Linked DNA regions of Homo sapiens: region 2 is linked to region 1. Evidence: chromatin loops called from intact Hi-C (ENCODE). Cell type or tissue: Caco-2. All regions are shown on one strand. Links, peaks and the distances in the headings refer to the core of each region. The heading gives the core; the rest is flanking DNA.

Region 1 (8,325 bases), core at 177-8,176:
TGAGACGGAGCCTTGCTCTGTTGCCCAGGCTGGAGTGCAGTGGAGTGATCTCGGCTCACTGCAACCTCTGCCTCCCAGGTTCAAGCAATTCTCCTGCCTCAGCCTCCTAAATAGCTGGGATTACAGGCGCCCGCCACCATGTCCGGCTAATTTTTGTATTTTTGGTAGAGACAGGGTTTCACTGTGTTGGTCAGACTGGTCTAGAACTCCTGACCTTGTGATCCGCCTGCCTTGGCCTCCCAGAGTGCTGGGATTACAGGTGTGAGCCACTGTGCCTGGCCAAAAAAAAATTTTTTTTAAAGCTGGGCATGGTGGCACATGCCTGTAGCTACCCAAAAGGCTGAGGCAGGAGGATTGCCTGAGCACAGGAGTTAGAGGCTGCACGAAGTTATGGTCATGCTACTCCTCTACACCTTGGTGATTTCTATAATGAAGAGCTGGACTCAATCATTAAGCTTCTTTCCAGTGCTAGGATTCTGTGGTCTAGAAAGATCTGTACCCCCTTAGATTGGACACCCCCTTCTCACCTGGGTGTGGCTTAGCAGGGGGAGGGTAGCGTGGTAGGCTGAGCAGAAAGCCTGGCTGGCTTCCCAGGCCTGCGCTTCTGCAGAGAAGTAGTAACAGTGCTCCTCGGACAACACCCAGCCTGGGGGGCACTGCTGGCATCTGGCTCCTGCAAGCACAGAGACTGCTGGTGAGCTGCAGGGTAAGCTGCATTAAATAAACAAAGCCTGGCTGCTGCCTCAAATGAAGGGGCATGGAACTGGCAAACCTCAAGGTGGGCAGGGCCCCAGGGAGCTTTTATAGTCTGTGCAGTGCACAAAGTCCCCGGGGTGGCAGCTGGCATCTGATTGCTTATCAGGGCACAAGCTGTATCCAGTGGGAGGAAGGCACCCATTTTCCTTAACTTTGCTCATCAAGCACCATGTCTTCGTGTTGCATCTCCCAGTGTCTCTTTCTAATTCTAAGGTGTTTTAAGGGCTGGAAACACAGCCCCAGTAGTGGAGCGGCAGGGAGAGGGGATGGGGACTGCAGGGACACCATACCTGCTCTTGAGGCCAGGACCACAATGACAACCCCAGAGACTGCCAGGAGCACAGCCATGAACGCCAGGGCCCAGTACAGGGACTTCACGTACATGGGTAGCCCTGGGACGGGGGCAAACAGGATAATCAGATTAGTGGAGACCATCCCAACCAACCCAACTCAGAACCACAGACACAGCACACCAGCATCTCACCCACCTCACCCCAGCACCCACCCCCTCAGCCTGGGATGCCAACATAAACCACAACGTTTAAGTTCCAACTTTATATTCTGGAGAAAGAAGCCAGATATTCTTTTTTTTTTTTTTTTTTTTTTTGGAGACAGAGTCTTGCTTTGTCGCCCAGGTTGGAGTGCAGTGGTGCGATCTCGGCTCACTGCAACCTCTGCCTCCCGGGTTCAAGCAATTCTCCTGCCTCAACCTCCTGAGTAGCTGGGGTTACAGGTGCGTGCCACCATGCCCGGCTAATTTTTTGTATTTTTAGTAGAGACGGGGTTTCACCATGTTGGCCAGGTTGGTCTTGAACTCCTGACCTTGTGATCTGCCCACCTCGGCCTCCCAAAGTGCTGGGATTACAGGTGTGAGCCAACGCGTCTGGCCCTTTTTTTTTTTTTTTTTTGAGACTGAGTCTTTCTATCGCCCAGGCTGGAGTGCAGTGGCATGATCTCAGCTCACTGCAACCTCCACCTCCTGGGTTCAAGCAATTCTCATGCCTTAGCCTCCCAAGTAGCTGGGATTACAGGTGACTGCCACCATGCCTGGCTAATTTTCATATCTTTAGTAGAGATGGGGTTTGACGATGTTGGTCAGGCTGGTCTTGAACTCCTGACCCTAAGTGATCCGCCCGCCTTGGCCTCCCAAAGTGCTGGGATTACAGGCGTGAGCCACCGTGCCCAGCTTCAGGAGCCTTATATGTGGAAGAGGAAGACAGGTGGTGAGCATCAGAAGTGGCAGCAGGAGGACTCTACCAACAACGCTGGATTTTAATATAGAGAAGGGCTTGACCTAAGAAAAGCCCAGAAGCTAGCAAAGGCAAGAAAAGGGAGTCTCCCCTAGACCCCCAGAAAGGAATGCAGCCCCACTGAAAACTCGATTTTAGACCAGTGAGCCGGCATTATAGACTTCTGACTTAACGGAACTGTAAGATAATACATTTGTGTCACTTAAAGACACTAAGTTTGTGGTAATTTGTTACAACAGCAATAGAAAACTAATATTCCATCACACAGAAAATGTGCTCACATCAAACTCTGCAAAAGTTCCTGAGTGATCCAAGCCCCTGAACCCTAGCCCTGTCTAAGAACCTCTCAACTAGAGGCCCTGGGAATTTGGTGCCTGTCAGTGGGCTTGGCCTGCTTCTCAATCAGCCAAGCTTTTGCCAGTTTGCCTGCTGGGCGGGGCTCTGACCCCTCCTGGCCGTTGCTCCTTCCAGTCTCTCTACCTAGCAGGGATCCCTAGCACCCCCTACTCCTACTCACCTTTCAAGATGTGGCTTTCTGGCTGGCCCGGTGGTTCACACCTGTAATCCCAGCACTTTGGGAGGCTGAGGCGGCTGGATCACCTGAGGTCAGGAGTTCCAGACCAGCCTGGCCAACATGATGAAACCCCCTGTCTACCAAAAATACAAAAACTAGCCAGGCATGGTGGCCGGCGCCTGTAATCCCAGCTACTCGGGAGGAGGCTGAGGCAGGAGAATCGCTTGAATCCAGGAGGCGAAGGTTGCAGTGAGCCGAGATTGTGCCATTGCACTCCAGCCTGGGTGACAAGCGCAAAACTTATTTCTTAAAAAAAAAAGAAAGAAAAAAGAAAAAAAGAAAAAAATTGGCTATCTCTTGCCCCAAATTCACCAACTACTCCCTCCAGTCTCCTTATCCAGGACAGTCTGTATCTTTTGTGGGCTCTTTCTTCTGTGTCAAGCTCCCCCTCCCCCACACCACAAAATAACCAGCCGCACATACTACTGGCACATCTACCCTGTGGTCCCACTCACTATCTACTGAATGGATGAGTGTTTGGGGCTAAATGTTCCTCAGTGTGGTGGAAAGAAAGCAGCAGCCTGGACCTTCCAGAAAGTCCTTGGCAGTGCAGGGATGGGGGGATCTGGGCTGCCACCCCTGCCACCTGATCCTGAATGACTTCCCCTCATCTGGAGTTCCTTCCACTGCTACTTCTCAAAGGTGCTGCGCATGCTAAGAGGGAATTTGAAAGTTCGGGAGTGCGGGTAGGGGAGGATGAGAAGGGGAGTGGCTTTACTCTTTTTTTTTTGAGACGGAGTTTCTCTCTTGTTGCCCAGGCTGGAGTACAATGGCATGATCTCGGCCCACTGCAACCTCCGCTTCTCGGGTTCAAGCGACTCTCCTGTCTCAGCCTCCTGAGTAGCTGGGATTACAGGTGAATGCCACCATGCCAGGCTAATTTTTGTATTTTTAGTAGAGACGGGGTTTCATCATATTGGTCAGGCTGGTCTCGAACTCCTGACCTCAGGTGATCCGCCCGCCTCGGCTTCCCAAAGTGCTGGGATTACAGGCGTGAGACACGGCAACAATGTGAATTACAGTTACGTAGACAGGAATGTTATTGATTGTAAGCCCGAGAGGCCAGATCGGGTTGGGGATCGGGATGGCCAACTGGGTCCCTTAGTCGGTCAGCTGCCCAGCGGTCCAGGGCTGGGCGGGTGTGGGGGTTTCGGCTACGTCCACCCGACCTGGCGGCGTCGGCTGCCGGCGCAGGTGAGCACTCACCCGTAAGCGTTACGGCCCGGGGCAGCTTCTCGTCGCCGTCCAACCCCGCGCGGGGCAACAGCGCCGCATCCTCCTTCTCCAGCCCCAGCTCCTTGCAGCGGCAGCACGTGGGGGAGCCCGGGGAGCCGGCGCTTCCTTCCGCGGGGCTGGCCCGGCCCTCTGCGTCGCAGCCGCTCTCCGTCCGGGCTGCAGCCAGCGGCGAGCGGCGGCCCCACGTGCCGCCCTGGGATGGTGCGCGCAGCAGGAGCTGGTGCGCCGGGTCCGCGTGGCGGGAGAAGGCAGGGGACTCGGGCACCGGCACCTTGAGGAAGCGCGTGGAGGGCCTGGGCGATGGCGTGCTGCTGCCACCGGCCGCGCCCACGGGCTTCACGCGCACATCTACCTGCAGCTCCATGGGCGCCCAGGCGCTGGGCGCAGGCTCAGCCCCGGGCGCCTCGCCATTCCGGGGCAGCTTGACCAAGGCAGGGCCCGGTGACGGCGGCTCGGGGCAGACCCCGTAGCCCAGGCTGAGCGGCGGCACGCGCGGGGACCCGGGGCGAGGCGAAGGCGGCTTTTTCTTGCTCGAGGGCTCCAGGCCTGCGCCCGCCGCCTTCTCCACGGCCCCGGCCGGACTTGGGCTGCTTTCGGGACCTTCAGGTTGTCGCACCTTCGCGGGCACCTGCGGCTGCTCCAGCGTGGGGACCAGGCTTCCCACGGGCTCCATTGGGAGCTCTGCCCCGGCTTGGCCTCCGGGCGCAGCCTCCCAAGACTCCTCCATCCCGCGCGCCCCGCCACCCGGAGACGCTGAGGAGCGCACCTGGGCCCAGTGCAGAGGAGCTTCGCTCTCCTCCGTCCGGATTGGTCCAGCCGCGTCGCCGAAGTTGTCAGGCCACGCCCCTCCCCGAAGGACCCCGCTGTGATTGGCTGTGGCTGAGGTTCTGCTGCCCCGACCCCCTTCGGGACACAGCCCCGGCCTCCACCAGGCACTGGGAGGGAGCTGAGAACGGCAGCGGGGCCAGGCGAGGGTTGCAGGGTGGGCGGGAGCTCTCGGGAGAAAAGCAGAACACCAGCGGAGGCTTGTGGCAGGGAACCCGGAGCCCCGCCTGACCCTTCCCTCTTCTTTGTCTCTGACCTCACCCATTTTCCCCTCCAGCCCTATGCCGGGGTGTTGGTTTTGAGAGTTACAGTTTGGGCGGGGAAGGATTGGCCAAGCCTGTCTGGATCCTGGGACCTCAGAGAAATCAGAATCCAAAGGAATTGGGGCGACCTGTGGAAAAGTAGCCCAGTTGGTTGTCCTGACAATCCAGCAGGGTTTCGAAAGGACTCTCCATCATACTTGGGAGGACTCCCCCACTGAGTAACGCTAAGAGAAAAGAAACAGGGCGTGGATAAGCAATTCTTCTTTTTTTTTTTTTTTTTGAGACGGAGTCTTGCTCTGTCGCCAGGCTGGAGTGCAGTGGCCCGATCTCGGCTCACTGCAATCTCCGCCTCCCAGGTTCAAGCGATTCTCCTGCCTCAGCCTCGTGAGTAGCTGGGACTACAGGCACCCACCCCACCACGCCCGGCTAATTTTTGTATTTTTAGTAGAGACGGGGTTTCACCATGTTGGCCAGGATGGTCTCGATCTCCTGACCTCGTGATCTGCCCGCCTCGGCCTCCCAAAGTGCTGGGGTTACAGGCGTGAGCCACCGCGCCCCGCCTGGCCTCTGGTATTTTTAAGTGCCCCCAGGGTAGGGTTGGCAGATAAAATGCAGGCCACTCAGTTTAATTTGAATTTCAGTTAAACAAGGGATAGTTTTTAGCATAGTAGTCCTCCCTTATCCACTGGGATAGTTCCAAGACCTCCCAGTGAATGCCTGAAACTTTGGATAGCACCAAACCCTATATATACTGTTTTTTTCTATACAAGCGGTCTTCAAAAGGTTCATGGAAAATTCATACTATGAAAAAAACTATGCATGGATTTGAAAATTTTTTGGCACCAAAATAAATTTGTACTAACTTGTTATCACATGTCTCGACAAGATCTAGTTTGAGGCACTAAGAAGGATAAGACATCAGTTTGAAAAGAGCTCCTGTCAGAGCAACAAGGATTCTGCTAAATTTGAAGCAAGAATAATCATCACATTTATGGTGACATCATTGATATTTTTATGAAAAGCTCATGGGGACAATGCCCCCAAGAAACCAGCAGTTTGCAAATGGAAAACTCGTTTTAAGAAGGGATGAGGCCAGGCGTGGTGGCTCAGCCTGTAATCCCAGCACTTTGGGAGGCCGAGGCAGGTGGATCACTTGAGGTAAGGAGTTCGAGACCAGCCTGGCCAACATGCTGAAATCCTGTCTCTACTAAAAAAGCAAAAATTAAGCTGGGCGCGGCAGCTCACGCCTGTAATCCCAGCACTTTGGGAGGCCGAGGTGGGCGGATTGACTGAGCTCAAGAGTTCAAGACCAGCCTGGGCAACACAGTGAAACCCCGTCTCTACTAAAATACAAAAAATTAGCTGGCATGGTGGCATGCGCCTGTAGTCTCAGCTACTCGGGTGCCTGAAAATACAAAAAATTAGCCGGGCGTGGTAGTGGGTGCCTGTAATCCTAGCTACTCGGGAGGCTGAGGCAGGAGAATTGCTTGAACTCGGGAGGCAGAGTTTGCAGTGAGCCGAGATTGTGCCACTGTACTCCAGCCTGGGTGACAGAAGGAGACTCCATCTCAAAAAAAAAAAAAAAGAGAAGGGATGAGACAATGTTGAGGATAAAGCCCTCAGTGGCAGACCATCCACATCAATTTTTGAGTAAAATAATTAATCTTATTTGTGCCCTCATGAAGAGGACCAACGATTAACAGCACAAACAACAGCCAACACCAAAGACGTCTCAATTGGTTCAGCTTACACTTTTCTGACTGAAAAATTAAAGTTGAGCAAAGTTTCCACTCTATGGAAAACCATTGCGTCCAGATCAGCTGCAGCCAAGAGCAGAACTTTCAATGGAAATTTAAAACGAGTAGGATCAAGATCCTGAAGCATTTCTCTGAAGAGTTGTAACAGAAGATGGAACGTGGCTTTACCAGTAGGATCCTGAAGACAAAGCACAAAGCAATGGCTCCCAAGAGGTGGAAGTGGCCCAGTCACAGCAAAAGTGGACAGGTCAAGAGCAGAAGTCACAGCAACAGTTTTTTGGGATGCTCAAGGCATTTTGCTTGTTGGCTTTCTAGAGGGCAAAAGAGCAATAACATCTGCTTACTATGAGAGTGTTTTGAGAAAGCCAAAACTTTAGCAGAAAATCACCTGGGAAAGCTTCACCAAAGGGTCCTTCTCCACCACTACGAGGCTTCTGCTCATTCCTCATCAGTCAAGGGCATCACTCAACATGTTCAAGTTTTAAATGCCTCTTTGGGCCCAGTACCCTCCTCCTGCTAACACCCTCTCTATTCTTCCTTGTCGTGGCCAAACTTTTTTTTTTTTTTTGAAAGAGAGTCTTGTTCTGTCACCTAGGCTGGAGTGCAGTGGCGTGATCTCGGCTCACTACAACCATGGCCTCCTGGGTTCAAGCAATTCTCGTGCCTCAGCCTCCCAAGTAGCTGGGATTATAGGTGTGCACCATCACAACCGCTTAATTTTTGTATTTTTAGTAGAGACAGGGTCTTGAACTCCTGACCTCAGGTGATCTGCCCGCTTCAACCTCCCAAAGTGCTGGGATTACAGGCGTGAGCCACCACACCGGGCCATGACCAACCTTTTTTAACAAGGTAATTGCCCCCATCTGTCTGCCAAAATTTTCCTTGGCAAGGGTACAAGTCACCAAACCCAGCAAATGCTTTTTTTCCATTTTTGGAAAAAAAAGATATATATATATATATATGTTATATTTTATATATATTATAAGGATGGAGGAGTCTCGCTATGTTGCCCAGGCTAGTCTTGAACTCCTGGCCTTAAGCCATCTTCTCGCCTCGGCCTCCCAAAGTGCTGGGCTTACAGGTGTGAGTTACTGTGCCCGGCCTGCAGATGCTCTTCAGTGCTCGTTTTATCTCTCAGGTTTTGACATTATGATCATTTCTTCCTCCTCTCAAAAACCCACTCATCTGTGGCCTGTGGGCTTCCTGACACCACCTCTACCAGCTCTCCTTCTGCCTTCCTGGCTGTTCCTTTGAAAATTGCTGCAGAGCTTCTCACCCACCATACGTCAGTGACCTTCAAGCCCAGATCTTTCTCCTGAGCTTAGGTTCTTCTTTGCAGGAATTTGACACTAGATATGAGAGACCCAGAGCCGAGTGTTGTCAGAGCTCCTAGTAGGGCAGCTCCCTAGAGAGAAAGCCCAGAAACTCCTGCTCTGGGCCCCAGAGTTTGTCCGATCTCAGCCCTTCCTAAAGCTTGTTTGTTCAATTCTGTGGATTTCACGAGACCCTGAGTATCCTTCTCATACCTCCTCCACTTTTTGCCTTATCATTTAAGACTCTGGGTCAGGCATGGTGACTCACACCTGTAATCCCAGCACGTTGGGAGGCCAAGGCAGGAGGATCACTTGAGCCCAGGAGTTTGAATCTGGGCAGCATAGGGAGAC
Region 2 (8,325 bases), core at 42-8,041, 49 kb before region 1:
GCAATGGCTAATGCTTGTAATCCCAGCACTTTGGGAGGCTGAGGCAGGCAGATCACCTGAGGTCGGGAGTTCGAGACTGGCCTGACCAACATGGAGAAACCCCATCTCTACTAAAAATACAAAATTAGCCAGGCGTGGTGGTGCATGCCTGTAATCCCAGGTACTTGGGAGGCTGAGGCAGGAGAATCACTTGAATCTGGGAGGCAGAGGTTGTGGTGAGCCGAGATTGAGCCATTGCACTCCAGCCTGGGCAACAAGAGCGAAACTCCATCTCAAAAAAAAAAAAGTTAAAACTATGAGATCCCATTACACATCCACTAGAATGATCAAAAGTAAAAAGACTGACAGCACCTAAGTATGAATGAAGATGTAGAGCAACCAGAACTCATTTGCTAGTGGTGTTGTAACATGGTACAGCTATTTTGGAAAACAGGCAGCTTCTTACAAATAAGCATATCCTTACCATATGACCCAGCAATCCTCCTACGTACCCAAGGGAAATGAAGACTTATGTCCAATCAAACACTTGTATTTGAACATTCATAGCAGCTGTATTCATAAGAGCGGAAATATCCATCAATTAGAAAGCAGATAAACAGGCCAGGTGTGGTGGCTCACCCCTCTAATCCCAGCACTTTGGGAGGCCGAGGCAGGCAGATCACTTGAGGTCAGCAGTTCGAAACCAGCCTGGCCAACATGGTGAAACCCTGTCTCTACTAAAAATACAAAAATTAGCTAGGCATGGTGGCAGGTGCCTATAATCCCAGCTACTTGGGAGGCTGAGGCAGAAGAATCACTTGAACCGGGGAGGGGGAGGTTGCAGCAGTGAGCCGAGATTGCACCATTGCACTCCAGCCTGGGTGACAGAGTGAGACCCTGTCTCAGAAAAAAAAAAAAAAAAAGGTTAAATTGTGATACATCTCTATAAAGGAAGGGATTACTGACACAAGCAGCAACATGAATACCTTTAAAACATGCTGAGCTAATAAATCAAAAGCTGAGCTAAAGGAATGAGACACAAAAGAGTACACATACTGTACAATCAATTCTCTATGTGAAATCCTAGAACAGGCAAAACTGGTTTCTAGGGACAGAAAGCAGGTTTGCCTGGGGCCGGACCTCAGGGAGGACCAAGGATTAATGGCAGAGAGGGAACTTTCTAGCGTGTTGGAAATCTTCCATATTTTGATTGGCAGTAGTTACATGGGTGCCTACATTTGTCAAAAGGCAGTCTTAAAATAGATACACTTTCTTCATTATGCCTCAGTAAATCTGATTGAAAATATATACACTTTTTTTTTTTTCCTGTTGGCAGTATGGACTCTTTTAGGCAGGGTAGCTCAAAATGTGGCTTCTGGACCACCAACCAGCATCAGAATTACCAGGAAAATTGGGAAAGACCTTGTTTGGGGACCCCCATCCCATGCCTGACCTACTGAAAAACCAAATATCCAGAGCTGCTCTTCTGTGGCCTGCGATCCGCTAGGCCAGCCTGAGTCAGAGCCCGGCCTCAAAAGCTCCACTACATAAGCTGGGGCTGGTGGTAATGTTGAGTGTCAGTTTCAAACAATAGCAGCTGGCAGTGCCTGGTGGGAAGAGACTAGAAGAAGTAGAGGAATTCCATGCAGACCAACCTACTGTGTAGCTCTTCTCTTCAAACTTCTGCTTGTAGAAAGCAAAGGTATGCTCTAAAGTAGAGGTTGAAACTCATGAGAATTTACCTTGGTGAAAGAAAGGGTTAGAAGCTATTTTTAAAAAGCAGTTGCAGGAAGCATTTCTGAAGTCAGAACTTCTCAACCCAGGCTGTACACCAGACTCTTGTGGACCTTTTAAAACATCTAATTTCTATTTTTATCAAAGGAGACATGAATATGGTGTTTTTTAAAAAGGTGGAGATGGTTTTAAGTTTGTAAATGTATGTTTTAAAAAAAAAAAAGTCAGTCCTGACCAGGCACGGTGCCTCACGCTTGTAATTCCAGCACTTTGAGAGGCTAAGGCAGGAGGATTGCTTGAGCCCAGGAGTTCAAGCCCAACACAGGCAACAAAGGGAGATCCTGTCTCTACAAAATATTTAAAATCTAGCCAGGCACAGTGGCCTGTGCCCGTACTCCCAGCTGCTTGGGAGGCTGAGGCGGGAGGATCACTGGCGCCCAGGATGAGACTGCAGTGAGCTGTGATCACACCACTGCACTCCAGCCCAGTCAACAGAGAGGGACTCTGTCTTTGAAAAAAGAAAAAGAAAAAAAAAAGTCTGCCTACAGCCTAGTCTCGCTGTAAACTGATTCCTCTTTGGAGGGAGACATTTACAGAGTTTAAATTATATGCAGGCGAAATACACAATCTTGAGAGTACAGCTTGATGGGTTTTTATATATGTATGGTCATTCCTCGGTATCTATGGGGGATTGATTGCAGGACCCCCCCCCCCCAATATTTTTTTTTGAGACGGAATCTAACTGTTCCTCAGGTCTGAGTGCAGTGGTGTGATCTCGGTTCAGTGCAGCCTCCGCCTCTGCTTCCTGGGTTCAAGCGCCACATCTGAGGGTGCACAAGTCTCTCATACAAAATGGTGTGGCATTTGCACATAACCTATGCATATCATCTCTGTATACTTTAAGTCACCTCTACATTGCTTATAACACCTGATACAATGTAAATGCTACGTAAACAGTTGTTACATTGTTTGTATATCATTTGTATTTTTTTAAATGATTTTCTCCCAAATATTTTAAACCCAAGGTTGGTTGAATTCACCGACGCAGAATCCATGGATAGGGAGGGCCAACACCCAACTCCCACCCAGATCAAGATACGGACCATTTCCAGCACCCTAGAAAGTTCCCTGATGGTCCTTCCAAGCTAATAGTCCCCGCTTCTCAAGATAATCACTATTCTGACTTCGGACACCACTGGTTAGAACCACTTTAGGTGCTTTCTGTGGTTCCTCCTTGTATTTGTTTTCATAGTTCTAAATAATGTTTATACTGCTGTTTCTTGGCTTGCCAACTTGGGACAATGGTAGCTTTCTCGAATAGCAGACCAGACTTTCACTCAGTCTCCATCCTCACCAAGTAAAACAAAAATGTTCCAGATTTCCAGGCCCCGGGATCACTCCTACCACTACCTTGGCTTACTCAGATTGAATCCTGCACCTGGGAGGAGTCTGAGTACCTGTGGTGTGTGGTTTTTTTTTTGTTTGTTTGTTTGTTTGTTTTTTTGGAGATGTAATTTCTTGTTGCACAGGCTGGAGTACAATGGCACAATCTTGGCTCACCACAACCTCCACTTCCCGAGTTCAAGCGATTCTCCTGCCTCAGTCTCCCGAGTAGCTGGCATTACAGGCATGTGCCACCACACCCGGCTAATTTTGTATTTTTTAGTAGAGACGGGGTTTCTCCATGTTGGTCAGGCTGGTCTCGAACTCCCAACCTCAGGTGATCAGCCTGCCTTGGCCTCCCAAAGTGCTGGGATTACAGGCGTGAACCACTGCGCCCGGCCTTTTTTTTTTTTTTTTTTTGAGATGGAGTCTTGCTCTGTCACCCAGGCTGGAGTGCAGTGGCACATTCTCGCCTCACTGCCGAGAATGCAACCTCCACCTCCGGGGTTCAAGTTATTCTTCTGCCTCAGCCTCCTGAATAGCCGGGATTACAGGTGCCTGCAACTACACCAGGCTAATTTTTGTATTTTTAGTAGAGACAGGGTTTCAACCATGTTGGCCAGGCTGGTCTCGAACTCCTGACCTCAAGTGATCCCCCGCCTCGGCCTCCCAAAGTGCTGGGAGCACTTCAGTGTGAGCCACCGCGCCCAGCATCACGCCCAGCATCACGTGCGTTTTTTAACCTCACAGGCGATTCCAGCCAGCACCTGTCCCTGGGGAGCCCTGAGCCTGTGGTACTTGGCCCTGAGGCTGGGAGGAGCTGAAAGGCTCCTGATGTCCCAGACACAGGATGTTTGCTGTGAGGAGCTTGGAAGTTAAAATAGAGTATGTTCTCAGACTGCCAGGTTAATTTGCAGTTGGAATAAGAAGCAAGCCGTGAGAATCACTAAAGTGTTTCTAAGATTTTTATTGCTTGTCAAGTACATCCTTTAGGGCTCCGCGTCTAAATATTTAAGATTCCAGCTTTGCTCTTATCAGAGCTCAAATGTGGCCACAGTTCTCCCACCCTTTGCCTGGTCATAATTCAGAACCAACTTATCACCATGGTTTGTTCTCATTCTCCTTCTCTTACTCCCAACCAGTGACACCCGGGCTTCTGCTTACAGCTGGAGGCACTGGCCACCTACCTTCCTTCCTTGGCTGGGAGCATCAACAGCCAAGCCCCTTTACACGGCAGTCATCTTGATGAGTTGCTGGGGCCAAAGCCTGCCCTCCCTCCCTCTGTAAGCAGTATGGATTCCTTGTGGCCTTCTGAGCCTTCTCCTTGCTACTCAAGAGTTTCCAAATCAAAAGACTTGCAGCCTGTTCCTGTTTTTTAAAAGTATTTATAAAAGCTGAATGTCAATTTTCTACTTAGAGTTATAAATAGAAGCAGATGCTCTGGTTTGTTGATCAGCACGCTGTGTTCTTACAGGGGAAGTCAAAGAATCCGAAGTGTGCTTGGAGCATAGAACTAGCGCAAGAGGGCGCTAGTGAGGCGGTGCGGCGCGGGCGGCCAGGAGCTAGGGTTTGAAAACAGACTTCGGTTTGAGCCCTGAATCTGCCACTTAGAAGCTGTGTGCCCTTGGGAAGCGATAATAATACATTTACCAAAGTCAGACTAGATAACCCCAGCACTGAGGAGTTATCCACATCATCTCTTCGTCCTTCACAACAATAAATCTATAAGCTAGAAGTTACCATCTCCAGACTTACAGATGAGATTGCTGAGGCTTAAAAAAGTCAAAAAGGTACTCAAGGTATCATGATAGGGCCTGGGGGAGTTGAATGTAGTTTAGATTAACCCCAGGACCTACTACTTTATTTTTATTGCGTTTATTCAAAGGCAAAACCTGTAAGAGATGCCTAAAAATGATAATGGCTACCTTTCTTAAAAAAACTTTATTGAGATTTAATTTTCCCACAATAAAATTCACCAATTTCGGCTGGGCGCAGTGGCTCACGCCTGTAATCCCAGCACTTTGGGAGGCCGAGGGGAGTGGATCACTTGAGGTCAGGAGTTCGAGACCAGCCTGGCCAACATGGTGAAGCCCCATCTCTACCAAAAACACAAAAAATTAGCCGGCATGGTGGCAGGCACCTGTAATCCCAGCTATTCGGGAGGGTGAGGCAGGAGAATCGCTTGAACCCTGAAGGTAGAGGTTGCAGTGAGCCAAGATTGTGCCACTGCACTCCAGCCTGGGTGACAGAGCGAGACTCCGTCTCAAAAAAAAATCACCAATTTTAAGCATACAGTAAGTTGACAAATGTATCCCACCACTGCAATCATGATATAGAATAGTTCCATCTCCCCACAAATTCTCTCCTGGCCTCTCCCAATCCTCTCCTCAAACCTCTGGCCCCGGCAACCACTGATCTCTCTAGCATGAGCTTTATCTTCTCTAGAACTTTATATAAATGGAGTTATTGGCATACAGACTTTCATGCCGACTTCCTTCCCTTAACACGATGCTGCTGAGACTCACCCGTGCTGTGTGCATCAGCACATCCCACCTTTTCACATTGAGTAGAATCCATTGTAAGGGTGCCCCGCCGCTTACCCACTTAAAGTCATGTGTTTATTTGCTTTTTGTGTATCTTTTTGGTGAAGTGTCTATTCAGATCTTATATAGGGCCTGTAATTTTTTTTTTTTTTGAGATAGGGTCTTGCTCTGTCACCCAGGCTGGAGTGCAATGGCACAATCTTGGCTCATTGCAACCTCCACCTCCCATGTTCAAGTGATTCTCCTGTCTCAGCCTCCCAAGTAGCTGGGATTACAGGTATGCACCACCATACCCGGCTAATTTGTGTATTTTTTAGTAGAGACAGGGTTTCACCATGTTGGCCAGGCTGGTCTCGAACTCCTGACCTCGAGTGATCTGCCCACCTCAGGCTCCCAAAGTGGTGGGATTACAAGCATGAGCCATTGTGCCTGGCCGGGTCTGTACTCTTAACCCGCACACTCTACCTGCGCATTTTTTTCCTCGAGTCTCATCTATTAAATGGAAATAAAAACGCAAGCATGGAAGAAGACTGCTGCTGTTCCGTCTGCCCTTCCCCCACTGTCTAGGGAACCCCCCCCTTCACACCTCTGCAGTCACACGAATGTTTTAGTCAATGTGGACGTTTCCACACTGGTAACAGTGACAGCTTAGTGGTCCAGAGGCGGGTGCCTGAGCCTGTTTAAAACAATCCCAGTCCTTCCTTGGGACTAGTTTCTAGCTTGGACTGGCTGTTCTCTTGAACTGAGGATGTCACGGAAGTTGACAGCTGTTAGTGGCCATGTGCCGCCATGATAAAGCTGGCCACCGCAGAAGCAAGTGACCCAGGCACAGGAAGAGGGGTCGAGGCAGGACATGAGGAGCCCGGCTCCAGCCAGTCCCAAGCCCAGTTGTATCCCTACTCTTGGCCTCTCTAAGGCCCTCCTGAGTCTTCTAATCATTTCTCTTTCTTGCGTAGGCAGCTTGGAATTGGGTTTTTGTTACTAAAAGCCAAACTAACCCACTAATGTACTGGGTCATTGTGGAAATTCCATGCGCTCTATATGTAAACTGTTCACACACACTACCTGGGGCATGGCAGAGTCACCACAGATGTTGGCTACGACACTGCCAGGTGGCCAGTCCCAGCTAGAATGGCCAGGCACTGGGTCCTGCTGCCCTCACTTCACTCGGTGTCCTTGGATCCTCACAGCCTCACCCGGACTGTGTGTGCAAGGACCTTACGGGTTTGAGGTGAGGCCGGAGCTTGACAGGGGACGAAGAACAACTTAACACCCTGTGAAGTGGGAAATGCCATCTGTGAGAAAGACGCCACTGTGCAGAACTGACAGACCCAGCCTCTAGACTCTTCCTACAGATATTCAAGAAATGAATGATTTGGCCAGGCGCAGTGGCTCATGCCTGTAATCCTAGCCCTTTGGGAGGCCGAGGCAGGTGGATCAGCTGAGGTCAGGAGTTCAAGACCAGCCTGGCCAACATGGCGAAACCCATCTTTACTAAAATACAAAAATTAGCCAGGCATGATGGCGGGTGCCTGTAGTCCCAGCTACTCGGGAGGCTGAGATGGGAGAATCGCTTGAACCCAGGAGACGGTGGTTGCAGTAAGCCAAGATTACACTACTGCACTCCAGCCCGGGCAGCTGAGGGAGACTCCATCTCCAAAAAAAAAAAAAAAAAAAAAAAAAAATTCATCATTAGTTTGTTTGTTTGAGACAGAGTCTCGCTCTGTTGCCCAGGCTGGAATGCAGTGGCATGATCTCAGCTTACTACAACCACTGTCTCCCAGGTTCAAGCAATTCTCATGCCTCAGCTTCCTGAGTAGCTGGAATTACAGGCATGTACCACCACACATGGCTAATTTTTTGTATTTTCAGTACAGATGGGGTTTTGCCACATTGGCCATGCTGGTCTCCAACTCCTGACCTCAGGTGATCCACCTGCCTCAGCCTCCCAAAGTGCTGGGATTACAGGCGTGAGCCACCGCACCCGGCCATCATTAGTCATTTTTCTACGAGTTATTAGGCATAAATTGTGAAACATTCACAGGAGGGATTGTGTGTTTGAGATCATCTCTGGTCCAGTTCTTTGCCTCTCCCTGCATCCATGCCCTTTGCCACCTGAGCCTGCAGCTTCATCTACTTCAGGACTGGCTGGACTCCCCCACCCCTGCCCACTGAGTTTGGCTGTTTCTGTGGCTCCAGCTAGTGGCCTGTTGGGGAAAGAATGGTGTGTCAGTTCTGACCTAGGCCTCAAAAGGCCTGCGTGTTTCTTTTGGCTCTCTTGCCATTGTCATAAGACTATGTCTGCCTATCCCAGTAGCTGGAGGACAATGAAGGACACACGGAACAGGGCTGCTCCAGCCAAGGCCGGGCTAGAGAAGGCCACCCAAGCCAACTTGCAGATGTAGGGGAGCCCAGCTGAGATTGGTGGAGCCGGCCAAACAAACGTGTATTGTTCAGAAATGCAGTTTTATTTATTTTTGAGATGGAGGTGTCTCACTTTGTCACCCAGACTAGAGTGCAGTGGTGTGATTGTAGCTCACTACAGCCTTGAACTCCTGGGCTCAAGTGATCCTCCCACCTGAGTAACTGGGACCACAGACATGTGCCACCATTCCTGGCTATTTTCCTTGGTATATACAGGGTCTTGCTTTGTTGCTCAGGCTGGTCTAGAACTCCTGGGTCCAAG

The links. Peaks named below come from ENCODE experiments on the same cell type or tissue, not always from the same donor. Only the 100,000 strongest peaks of a DNase experiment are listed, where the experiment ranks them.
Region 2: a loop joins it to region 1, with 2.2 times the contacts of the local background. A loop is called at or near these places in 7 of 110 quality-filtered maps.

The regions. Positions count from the first base shown.
Region 1 is chr7:139,479,100-139,487,424 of GRCh38, forward strand. KLRG2 (killer cell lectin like receptor G2) reads right to left here and starts at 4,574. Exons shown (of 5, transcript NM_198508.4): 1 at 3,787-4,574; 2 at 1,047-1,148; 3 at 528-673. The coding sequence starts at 4,543. RefSeq lists enhancers at 219-719, 720-1,220, 3,734-3,813 and silencers at 3,944-4,223, 4,684-4,743. In Caco-2, for the core only: no CTCF peak of the experiment used is centred there; a DNase peak (open chromatin) is centred at 4,652; H3K4me3 peaks cover 1,583 bases; H3K27me3 peaks cover 193 bases.
Region 2 is chr7:139,430,129-139,438,453 of GRCh38, forward strand. It overlaps a transcript of KLRG2 not described here. Among named protein-coding and RNA genes, the nearest start is that of KLRG2, 49 kb to the right of the region's middle. In Caco-2, for the core only: a CTCF peak has its summit at 4,635 (motif pointing right); DNase peaks (open chromatin) are centred at 1,113 and 3,873.